Regions from separate parts of the Homo sapiens genome. Here region 1 is linked to region 2. Evidence: chromatin loops called from intact Hi-C (ENCODE). Cell type or tissue: Caco-2. All regions are shown on one strand. Links, peaks and the distances in the headings refer to the core of each region. The heading gives the core; the rest is flanking DNA. Region 1 overlaps LYPD6B (LY6/PLAUR domain containing 6B). Region 2 overlaps LYPD6B (LY6/PLAUR domain containing 6B).

Region 1 (4,854 bases), core at 1-2,500, 54 kb before region 2:
CCCAGACAAATATGTTGGCTAGCTGTACAACTTTTTTTTTTTTTTTAATTGCAGAGATGGGTGGTGTGTGTGTGTGTACGTGTGTGTGTATGTGAATCATTTTCTTGAAATACATAAATTCTTAGAAAAATAATGGCTGGAGAGTTGTGAGTAAATGAAAATTTGGTAAACAGGTGGCTTTTCTGTGATGAATAAAAATGCATATGTTTTGGAAGCAAGGCACTATAGGTTCTTGCTCCCTGCTTCTCTTGGGGCGTATTCCTTCCATGTCTCCCAGTGAGCACCAGGCTTCACCACACTGGCCTCCTTAATGTTCCCTAACACGCCAGCCATGCTCTGCCACAGGACGTTGGCATTTCAATTTTCTCCCCCTGCAAGACTCTTCCCCGCTAACCTAGAAGGCTGGCTTTCTCACTTTCTTCAAATAGTGGCTTCTCCCTGAGGATGTTTTTGGTTACCCATCTACAAGTTTATTCCTTCTGCTGGGGCTTTGGGATTTCATATTCTGCTTCTTAATTTTTCTTCTCTTTAGCGCTTATTAATATCTAACACACTATAAAATTTTAACCTCTTTATTTTATTGATCTCCTTCCCCCCTCATATAACCTTCCTAAGACTATGGTAATTGTATTTTCGATGGTATTCCCAGTGCCTGGAAGAGTGCCTGGATCATCATAAGTGCTCAATAAATAATGGCTGAATGGAAGGAGGGAAGGAAGAAAGGTTGTGAATGACTCTTGTTGGCTTCTAGTCATCATAACTGACCTTCTCCATAATTAGACAACCCATTGTAAGCTAGCAATCAGCTTATTCACTGTATAGAACAGCCTGTGATTTTTGAGGTCAATTTTGAGGTGTTCTGGCAGGCTTCTTGGTTGGTAATCATAGGAAGTAAACTCTCATTAGTATCTGGTGTATAGAGGCATGTTCTGTGAAACCAGTAAACACCTCTCTCTCTACATGATTCTACTATTTCATACATTTCCAAGAAGTCAACAGGTAGTAACAGATGCAGCCTGATTGATTTCTGGAAGGGAAATGACAGAGCATATTCGCCGTGGGATAGGTAAATGGAATCCTTGGCACTGAGATTCCATTATCTTTTGTCTACCGATAAAAGGTGTATGATTTACTTATCATTTAGTTCCACACCCGGCATTAGTAGGACTGATAGGTGAGGGGCTAGGAGGAGAGGGACTCCTGCGTGGCTTTGTAAATAGCGATAAAGCAGTGGGAATGTAAAACGCGGCTTGGCAGGGTCTGCCTGGGATTTTGCTGAGTCCATAGCAATACTTAATTAACTGTGCAAACATTCTATTCAAGATAAGACTATAACAGTTGCCTTGGGGAAAATTCTTTTAGTCAATATTTGTTTGATCTTTTGTATAGTATTTTGGCTTTGCTGTTCATGCTATAGCAAAGCTCCTGTTACAAATGCCGTTTTCAGGGATTTGCTGTATTTGCATACCAGGTCAGTCCTGGGAGAGGTAAAGGATGGGAATCACTGTTTAAATAGAGGTTCCAAGGGCTTTCAAACAAATCTTTGAAAGTTGAAATACTTTGTATCAATCGGTTGTCAAATAATTATTAAAAACCTGGATTAAGTACTCTGGGAAATCTCAAAATCTAGGATAAGATCTTTGCCTTCAGTTTGCTTATACTCTAGCTATAGAAATAGGACTCGAATCAGTAGATATAATAGAAGATGCATACACTAAATAATAACAATGGCTGTGATTTCCTAGACACTTAACAAGGACTGAGCACTGTCCTAGTACTTTTCTAAGCATGAATTAACTCATTTAAATCCCCTAGTAGTCCAACGAGGCAGGCGCTTTTGGTTAGTGTGAAGTTTTGTACAGAATAAACAATGTCATTTGGAGAAAGAGAAGACCAGGGAATCAAAGAGCCACGAAGGAAAACTTCAAGGACAAGGTCTCTCAGTCCAGATTTTAAAGATTGGGAGGCAAATGGCTTGCAATGGGAAGAAGAAAAAGGGCATAATGGCATTGGTTGTTTTGCTGGTAACATTCCTTTTCTCTCTTGAAAGTTGTTTTACCCCCCTTTTTTTTTGAGACAGAGTCTTGCTTTGTCACCCAAGCTGGACTACAGTGGCGCAATCTCATTTCACTACAACCTCTGCCTCCCAGGTTCACATGAGTCTCCTGCCTCAGCCTCCTGAGTAGTTGGGATTACAGGCACACACCACTACACCTGGCTAATTTTTGTATTTTTGGTAGAGACAGAGTTTTGCCATGTTGGCCGGGCTGGTCTTGAACTCCTGATCTCAAGTGATCTGCCCTCCTCAGTCTCCCTATGTTTTACCATTTCTTGACTTTCAGCACATGTGCCTCTGGTGAAGAGGATAATAAACAAACACATAAGTAAACATACAGGATGTCAATGTAATAAATGCTATGAAGGATAACACAGGAATGGGAGAATGCTAGGGTGGTTATTTTATTTTAGTTTAGTTTCTTGACTTTCAGCACATGTGCCTCTGGTGAAGAGGATAATAAACAAACACGTAAGTAAACATACAGGATGTCAATGTAATAAATGCTATGAAGGATAACACAGGAAAGGGAGAATGCTAGGGTGGTTATTTTTATTTTATTTTATTTTATTTTATTTTATTTTATTTTATTTTATTTTATTTCATTTTATTTTATTTTTTTGAGACACAGTTTCACTCTGTTGCCCAGGCTGGAGTGCAGTGGCATGATTTCAGCTCACTGCAGCCTCTGCCTCCAAGGTTTAAGCGATTCTTGTGCCTCAGCCTCCCCGGTAGCTGGGATTACAGGTGAGTGCCACCATGCCTGGCTAATTTTTGTGTTTTTAGTAGAGATGGGGTTTCACCATGTTGGCCAGGCTGGTCTCGAACTCCTGACCTCAAGTGATCTGCCCAGCTTGGTCTCCCAAAGGGCTAGGATTACAGGTTTGAGGCACCATGCCTGGCCTGGATTTGCAATTTTAAATAGGGTGGTCAGGAAAGCCTGAGACATTTGAGTGAAGATGGAAGGAGGAGAGAGAAAATGCTTTGAAGGTACTTATGGGGAGAGATTTCTAGGCAGAGGGAACAGCAAGTGCAAAGGCCCTGGGATGGGAACTTAACCTCATTTATTAAAGGAACACCAAGGAGGCCAGAATGGCTGGAGAATAGTGAGCAGGGGGAATGGTAAGAGGTGATGTCTTCATGGGTAATGCATGCCCAGTCACTGCTGGGTTTAATGATGATGATAATGGTGAGGTAGGCAGAGCTGTTTAGAGTTTTTTGAGTAGAATGGCAGGCTGGCAGCTGTCACTGCTTTCTGCAACCCTGTGCAGTTGTAGCTTCTCTTGCTTTTCACTAGCAGGCCCAGCCCAGTATATCTCTTGGTCTCTGACCCATTGCTGATGTGGGCAGAGGCACCCTGACAGCTTCACACCCATTAGCTGGCAGGTAGAAAACCAGCTGAAGCCCTGAGTGAGAGAAGGCATGTGCCCTGAATGACACCCTTGTTTCCACCCTCATGGTGTTTTCTTGGTCCGTGTTTCTGAGTTTCTTCTTTGATTTCCTGCTGTTACTGATATGCCAGCTGGGTCCTGGGATCTGCCTTGTTCTTGCTGTCTTCCTGTCCAAGCCCACTGCCGTGATGCTGGGAAGCAATGTTGGTTCTGGTCTGTGTCCTGCAGCTGTTTGGGGCTCTGTGCTGAGTAGAGCATTAGGAAGATCCGTTGTGCTGCTGAGGCCCCCTTTTCTTCCACTCGGTGCTTTTGCTTATCCTCCTACCACTGCTGTGTCTCCTTGGATGACAGACTTGGGGACCCAAGTGGGCATGGGTGCCTGCACTTCTATAGGTACCTGCTGGACCATCGCCAAAACTCTGCAGGCAGGGTGATGCACTCAGATTCTCTCCAGCCTGGATTTGCCTGTCTCTGATCCTTTCCCTTTAGCCCATGTTGCTGATCCTCTGAGTTACAAGCAGAAGCTCAATGAGAGAGGGAGAGGACAGCAACCTCGGGTGAGGGCGTGGAGACCCAGACCAGGGTGACGGCTGTACGAAAGGAGAAGGAGGACAGAAGTGATGGGTCTGGGGAAGGAAGCCTCAACAGACCGTGCTCCATTGGCTTATGGAGACTCAATAGAAAATCAGAGCCCATACAAGCATCTAAGGATCAATATTAATCCAGAAGTTGCAAATGCAACGAGTGCTTTCAGAGGATCTTATAGCCAAGACATGGCCAAGTTACGTAAAGAAGGTGTCTGCTGTGGAGCCCTGTGAATGTCCAGCTGGGGTGGGTCAATGTGGGTTCAGGTCAGAGGCTCAAGTGAATGTTTACTCAAAGGGTCGACCACAGGGCCACTTTTGTGATGGCACACGTGCACACACATGCATACACGCATGCATGCACACACACACACACACACACGCACATGTGCTCTCTCACTTATTCTCTCCTTTTGTTTTTGATTTTAGTTGCAGTTACTTCTAGATAGATCTAAAACATCAACTTTAATGCCATTAATAGGAATAATTATAGCACATATCAGCCTGATTCTCCAACCTACAGAGCAGAGGTTGAGTTAGTGATAGGATGATAGGTGATAGGAAGTTCTCTGAGGTTTTCTCCCTGCTTCCAGCAACACGAACCTGACTTCTAAGGGCACGCACAAAGGCTTTTGGCAATCAACTGTGAATCAAGGTGTGCTGATGGGCCCTTCCAGCCTCAGAGAAGAGTAATTGGGGTGAAAAAATGTTATTATAATAAAACTATAATATTGCTGTGATTCTAGAAGGTAGCTAAATGAAGGGAGGTTCCCTCTTTGAAGAAAAATGTGAACTAAGTGGTTTCTCTGGGCCTACCACTTAC
Region 2 (7,470 bases), core at 1,925-4,424:
TGTTTCTCATTTCTTTTTTTCTTTTTTTTAAAAATTATTATTTTTTCTTTTTCTTTTTTTTTATTATACTTTAAGTTCTAGGGTACATGTGCACAATGTGCAGGTTTGGTACATATGTATACATGTTCCATGTTGGTGTGCTGCACCCATTAACTCGTCATTTACATTAGTTATTCCTCCTAATGCTATCCCTCCCCCCTCCCCCCACCCCATGACAGGCCCTGGTGTGTGATGTCCCCCACCCTGTGTCCAAGTGTTCTCATTGTTCAATTCCCACCTGTGAGTGAGAGCATGTTTCTCATTTCAGTACATACTCAGGGCAGCTTGTCTGTGTAACCACATGGTCACCAGACAGCATTCCACAGGGCGGTTTCTCACTTTGGGGGCTGAGGGCCTCTGAACATTTATGGACTTTGGGGATTTGTGAGTCCTCTATACAGATTTTCACATGTTGCTTTTATTTGGATGGCAATAAAAATTTAAGATAGGCATATTCTGGATCATTTGGATGACTACCTTATAACTGAGTACTGTGACATGGTTTCCGTGTCTGCATCTACATTAGGTTTGTGTTCAAATTAGTGTCAAGCAGGACCACTTTCAATGTGGAGTGTTCTTAAGAAAAAATCACGGTAGATTTAGTTTGATCCCAGAGCACTGTTTACATTCAAAGAGCAAATGCCCACACAGAAGGCTGATGAAGAAAGGTTTCACAGTAGTTCCAGAAGGGAAGGTGGCAGGAGGATTCAGTCATCACATGGAACAGGAGTAAATGCTTGCTGAGCTCCAGAGAATCCATGCCACAGTGATCAGTACCATACAGCTCCTCATTTGGGCAGCAGTGTGGTTTCAGCAGAACATCATTCAGCATGTTAAATTAATCCTTTTAACTTAACTTGAATGCTATTGGCTTTATGGTTTTGGTTGTATTTATTTATGCATGTTCTGTGGTGTTGGTAGATGAAGGGTAGTATGTCTAAGGATTTTGGGCCTGGTTTTATGTTGATTGTTTTCTAAGTAACACCCTAATAATGATAATTAGAGTTAACATTATGGGAATTCAAGGGAAGATCTTTAAAAAAAGATCTGTACGTAACTAAAGTTGGACAATTACTACGCGGAGGAAAGGGCACTGAACTGATAATTTTGGCCTTTGTGTCCTCTTCATGAGAAAAGGAAAGAAAAGAGAAGGGAGGGAGGAAGAAAAGAACAATTTAAAAATGCTGTACACGCCTGTGATCCCAGCACTTTGGGAGGCCGAGGCAGGCAGATCACGAGGTCAAGAGATCGAGACCATCCTGGCCAACATGGTGAAACCCTGTCCCTACTAAAAATACAAAAATTAACCGGGCATGGTGGCACGCACCCCCAGCTACTCACTCGGGAGGCTGAGGCAGGAGAATCGCTTGAACCCAGGAGGCAGAGGTTGCAGTGAGCTGAGATTGCGCCACTGCACTCCAGCCTGGCCGACAGAGAGAGACTTCGTCTCTAAATACATACATAAATAATAATTTAAAAATGCTGTAAAAGACCACAGTTCTTCACCGCAAGAATTCGTGAAGTTTTGGATGATTTAGCAGCACATATTTAGGAAATGTAATACTCACCTGATGTTATCCAGGAAGGCCCCCCGGGCTCCTTTGCTGTATGCTTTTCTAGTTAAGGACCCACTCCTGTGGAATCCAAGGGCCATTCTTCCTATTTTTACTGTAACCAAACAGCATACTGAACTCTCATAGATATTTACTCACTCATTTTCTGAAGTACTAATTCCCTTTGTTGAAAATATTAAAGAATGTCTTGTCCTTTTAATTCCTCACTGCACTAACCCCTCCAAGAATATGGCTTATAAATACAACACTTCTTGGGGGATGCCAATATATAGTCCTTTCTGGGGCCGAGACCAACTACCTTGTAATTATCAATGACGGTTGTTCCACTGGGCAGAGAACATTATCTCCTCTTTGCATATAGCAGATAATTGTTATCAATGCTCAGGGCAATTATGTGCATGTGGAAAACCCACGTAAAGGTGTGTTTAGTGATAAGTGCGTGGTCTGTTTTTTTGGCAGGGGTTCTGAAACCCGTGATGTTAAGTGGGCATCACACGATACAACGAACAGGTGTGCATGCTGGAGTAGCTCAGCATTCTCAACTAGGGTTGTCCTCAGCAACCCACGAGAGTAGCATCACTTCTAACAGTCCTGAAGTTGCATTAGCCGGGCAACTATTAGCCGTTATTGCCACTGCTCACTAATCCCTCTAATGGAGTTCATCAGAAATAGAGCCCATGAAAATATTAGATAGTTCATAAATAATTTGGAACTGGCACTTAAATGTGTTATGCATTTTTTTTCCCCGGCCAACAGACCTTTCTACTTGCTTGCTTTAGGATTACGTAAAAAGGAGCCCGAATTCTACAAGTTAGGTTCCAATTGCAGTGTTGCTCATCCCCAACTCTTTTCCCACCTCCCGCTCCCTGTACCAACCCCACTGTCCAAGTTATCAGGGAATGTGATGAAGAAATGGCCACAAGAAGCTTCTGTAGGTCATTTTCCTACAGCCCAACATTCAGGTAGACCCAGGCTCAGCAACCAGGTTACAAAGAAGCCTTTGAAGGATGATCTTTCTGTGATTTATTATTTTCTAAGAAGCAAGTTGGTGTGGATCGATGTGGTCAGACTGCATCTAGCAGAAAAATTCCAGGAGGAAATTGGGTTCTCCCAGTCAAACAGAAACTTTTCATGTTGCCTCATTTCCGCCATCCCAAACCTCTGGATTGGTAAAACCCAGGAACTCAAACACATCTTACCTCCCAGTCAGTGCTGTAACGTCACAAATCACTAATCTCCAACCCTGTTTGCCAAAGTCAAACAACGCCTGGCCCCGACAAAGCCCTTCACAAACAAAGCCACACCTGGCCTGCAAGTTAGGATAAGTAGATTACTCTCTAGACACAGCTGAAAGTTTAAGCTGCCAAAACACTCTTTCCTCTTCCTGGAGGGTTTTTCTTTGCTCTAAGCCCCTCTTCCACCCAGGGAAGCCACCCTGCCTCCAGGGGCCATGGAATTCTCTGGAGAATTTAATTCTGTCAGGAAACAAGTCAACCTCTCCCCCATCACAAATGTGGAGGACAGGCTTGGCTGGAGTGGATTAGGTTAGGAGGGAAAGTGGTGAGGAAGTCCTGGCTTGAGGTCTTGGTGGATTAGGTCTATGATACCACTTTCTCCCACTGTGAATAAAGTTGGTATCCTAACCCCATTTCCAAAGAACTCAGGCATCTTCGAGTACCTTAACTCCAATCACTCTCTCTTGAATTATATGCTATTGTTGCCTGATATTTTAGTTCTGACTCCTTTTACCATCACAGTGTAAATATTTTTTGTTTTACAGAGACGTTTTAAAAATACTCATTTAAGATTACCTACCTATATACCAACTTTTCTAATCCTTGACATTCCTTATCTCCTCCTTCCTAAAGTAAGGTCTTTAGATATTCTTTTGAAGTTTTGTTGATAGTAAACTCCTCTGTTTTTGTGTATAAGAAAATATATTTCTTTCTCATTCTTAAAAAATTTCCTCATTGGGTGTTCTAGTTAAGACTTATTTTCTCCTACCACTTTGAAGATAACTACTGTCAGTTTATAAGTAAATAAGTACAACTGACCCTTGAACTTGAGAAGAGATGCTTAAACTCTTCATAATTAAACAAATGCAAGTGAAAATGAAAAGAAGATAACTACTATCTTCTGACTTCAGTGTGGCTGCTGAGAAATTAGCTGTCAGTCTAATTGCTGACCTCTTTTCTGGCTGCCTTCATAATATTGTGGTTGCTTTTGGTATTCTGTAGTATCATTTCAGTGTCTCTAGATGTGGAATATAGTTGACTCTCGGACAATGGTGGGCTTAGGGGTGCTGACCCCTCTGCATGGTTGAAAATCCATGTATGATTTCTAACTCCCCCAAAACTTAACTACTTAATAGCCTACTGTTGGCCAGAAGCCTTACCAATAAACAGTCAATGCATACTTATTTTGTATGTTATATGTATTATATGTTGTATTCTTACAATAAGGTGAGCCAGAGAAAAGAAAATGCTATTACAAAAATCATAAGGAAGAGAAAATATATTTACCATTGATAAAGTGAAAAGTACGGATAAAGGTCCTCATCCTTGTCATCTTTACATTGAGTCAGCTGAGGAGGAAAAGAAAGAGGAGGGGTGGGTCTTGCATCTCAAGGGTGGGAGAGGCAGAAGAAAATCCATGTATAAGTGTATCCACACAGTTCAAACCTGTGTCGTTCAAGGGTCAACCATGCTTTTGATTTCTTCTGCCTGGGATATAGGGTGTCTCTGCATCTTTGGATTGGTGTCTATCACCAGTTCTAGAGAAACCCTGGCCATTGTGTCACAAAATTACCTCTCCTCCATTCTCTATTCTCTCCTTCTAGGACGTCCATTAGACTTGTGTTCAACCTTTTTCTTCTGTGCTTCATGCCTCTTAATACCCTTTTAATAATTTCCATATCTTTATCTTTCTCTCTGTACTGCCTTCTGGTCATTTTTTTTTTTTTCATAAGCTTTGTCAGGTCAGTAATTCTCTATTCAGCTATATAAATCTGTGGTTTAATCCGTCCATTGAGTTTTCAGTTTTAATGATTTTATACTGTTGTTGTTTTGTAATTCTCTATGGCTAGTTTGCAAATCTTTCTGGTCATTTTCTTAAAGTCTCTTTTTGTTTGTTCATTTTAATATTTCATATTTTATTATATGAAATATTTTATATATAGTAATATTCTATGTCTGAGAATACTGGATATTTGGTAATTGAGGGTGTAATTCTGTTGTTTATCATTTATGCTCACTCTCATTTACATTGTTTTGTTTTCTTATGTTTTGAGAAATTATTTGTGTGAGCTTATATTTGATAAAATTTAACAGTATCGAGGGCTCAAACTGAGAACTTTCCTCCAGAGAAGATTGAAATTTCTTGTGTCCTGGAACTTGGGATCAGGACTGATCTGGGACTGCATTAGTAACCTTTAAGGATCTTGACTTATTGCCCAAGTCTCGGGTTCAGCTGCCCCACCATGGGAGGGTCCCAGCGCTCAGTCTCTGGTTCCAGAGGACTTAGCAGCACCTGCTCCCAGGGCTACCCTGACTTCTGTGTGTGCTTTCCACTTACTATTTTGATTTTATATTTCCTTCCTTTCCTCCCCTCTTCCTTGTATATATGTATGCATGTGTGTATCTATGTACTTTCTTGGGACATTTTCTTTAATTTTTTGGTGGTCATAAATGCATTATAAGATTGTTGTATTTCCCCAGGATCCTGTTATACTGTAGCAGGAAGACCTTGCAGAATATGTGCTAGGAGCAGAAAAATGGATCTCTTATAGAATACCCCCAGTTCCTTGTCTCCTTTCAGTTACAGCTAACTTGGGCCTAAGTGTCAAATGAGACCTGGAACTACTCTACTCTTGGTTTATGGGGTATAATGGTGCCCTAATACCCAGCACAATTTCACATTCTACCTATTAATCTTTTTTGTTGGACTGATCACCTTGAGGTCATTGGCCAGAGATGTGTCTTCAAAATATAGTACTGCATAGGTAAATGATGATTTTTTTTTTTAAAAAAGAAACAAATTAGACCCCATATTTGGTTATTCAACTCGTTTAAAAGATGTTTTCAGCTAACATATATCATTTACATGATTTCTTAAAAGAAAAAACATAACCTATTGCTTCTAAAATCTTTTTGTTTTTTCTTCTTGGAAATGATGTTGCCATCATTTGCTTCTTGAAAATCAAGCTTGAGTCTAATATTTCTTTTTGTACCTAGTCACATCTGTCATGTAACAAACTTTACTGGAATTGAATTGCATTTTCTAGATGGTTTGACAGAGACCTGGAAATGGCATTTAGGGATGTTCCATCAAATAGCATTTTAAATCTCCTGACAGGTCAGTCTTTAATTAGTAGAGCAGGTTATTTGGTTCAAATTATAGATCCAAATCATGGACTTTAGGGATACTTTCTGAAAACTGCTTCCTTGTTCTAGTTCTAATCATTGGCACTGCATTTGTTCCACATTACTGTTGAGCAGTTACTGTAATTAGATGAGAGAGTCTCACAAGGATGGAAGTTGGAGATAGAACTGGGTTTTATTTGGTGTTAATCAAGACAGTCTTTAGTGTTTTTGTCTCACCTGGATAGAGACTATTGAAAGAAATGTGTAAGGCACTAAGCATTTCCTAATGAATGGTGGTAAGAGGGTCTTTGAATGTGAACATTTCCTAAATTTTATCTCTCAAAAAATAACCTTACAAAACAAGTCAAAATTTCTTAGGGAAATTACAGAGCCTTTGTATCAACAAAATAGCAACAGGATGCATTGTAGAATGTTATGCATCTGTTCATTGCTCAGATGCATAAGGAATACCAGTAAAGAACATATCACCTACTTTTTCTTTGCTTTTGAGAGACTGCTCTATTTTTTATCTTGCCTAGTGTTCTGATCCCCTTGGTTGTAACCATAAGAAAATCTGATGAGAATTATGTAGGCCATCTGCCCTAACTTCACAAATGAGAGAAAAGGAGACTTTACCTGGGGAACCTCATCTCTTTTCTGATGAAAAATGATGAGTAACCCGTGATTGCTTGAAATACAATGTTGAATGGGTGAATAACAAAGGGCATGTGAGATTTGTGGGGTTGCTTGCATGCTTCCTAAAACTCAGCATATATGGCACATCCTTTAAACAGAAAAAGGTCCTCTGCTGGTTATCTGCCAGGGACATGCAAGGGAAGAATGACCAAAATCCATATGTTTAGGACAGTTCTTGAGAAAGTCATCTCCTATAGACTTTTAAGATGCTAATAAGAAAACAAATAAATTTAAGAGCTATAGCGGGTGAAGTTACTTAGGGTATAAATGATTTCGACAAGCTTGGGAATTTACAAAATATAGGAAGCAGGATGTTTCTTGAGAGTGTGGCCTAAAACACTTTGGACAAATGCCAGGCCTAGGCTAACCTCTGAATATGTGTCCCAACCCATACTTTAGGGAACCCCTCCTCAAACTCTCTATCTGAAAATCTCATCTTTGGGATGGATGCAGTGAACTCCTTCCTGCTGAAGTATAAATGACTAATAAGCTTTGTGGATTTCCTCCTCGTGGTTTATAACTGGAGATAATCTTTAAGTCAACGGAATGCAGCCTCAGTTGTGTACTAGCCAACTGTATCTCCTTGGAGGAAGTGGTGAGGAGTTCTAAGTGCTATTTAGAGTTATAATGCTTTTCCTGTGGTGTATGCAGCATTCCCAGCTGCTGGTGCTAAGATGAGGTAGGTAAGACTTATGGTGGACTTTATGCAGACTTCTTGATGGGGCTTTGTAGGCAGAGCAGAGAGCCTGTGTAACTCATCTTTGTATTGTTCATTTCTAATTCAATGCCTGGTGCAAGAT

What was found. Peaks named below come from ENCODE experiments on the same cell type or tissue, not always from the same donor. Only the 100,000 strongest peaks of a DNase experiment are listed, where the experiment ranks them.
Region 1: it touches region 2 in a loop (6-fold over the local background); 2 of 110 quality-filtered maps call a loop at or near these places.

Annotation. Positions count from the first base shown.
Region 1 is chr2:149,069,877-149,074,730 of GRCh38, forward strand. All of the region lies in intron 1 of LYPD6B (LY6/PLAUR domain containing 6B), which reads left to right. Among named protein-coding and RNA genes, the nearest start is that of LYPD6B, 34 kb to the left of the region's middle. In Caco-2, for the core only: no CTCF peak of the experiment used is centred there; a DNase peak (open chromatin) is centred at 1,215; H3K4me3 peaks cover 192 bases.
Region 2 is chr2:149,122,371-149,129,840 of GRCh38, forward strand. All of the region lies in intron 1 of LYPD6B (LY6/PLAUR domain containing 6B), which reads left to right. Among named protein-coding and RNA genes, the nearest start is that of LYPD6B, 87 kb to the left of the region's middle. In Caco-2, for the core only: no CTCF peak of the experiment used is centred there; a DNase peak (open chromatin) is centred at 2,881; H3K4me3 peaks cover 176 bases.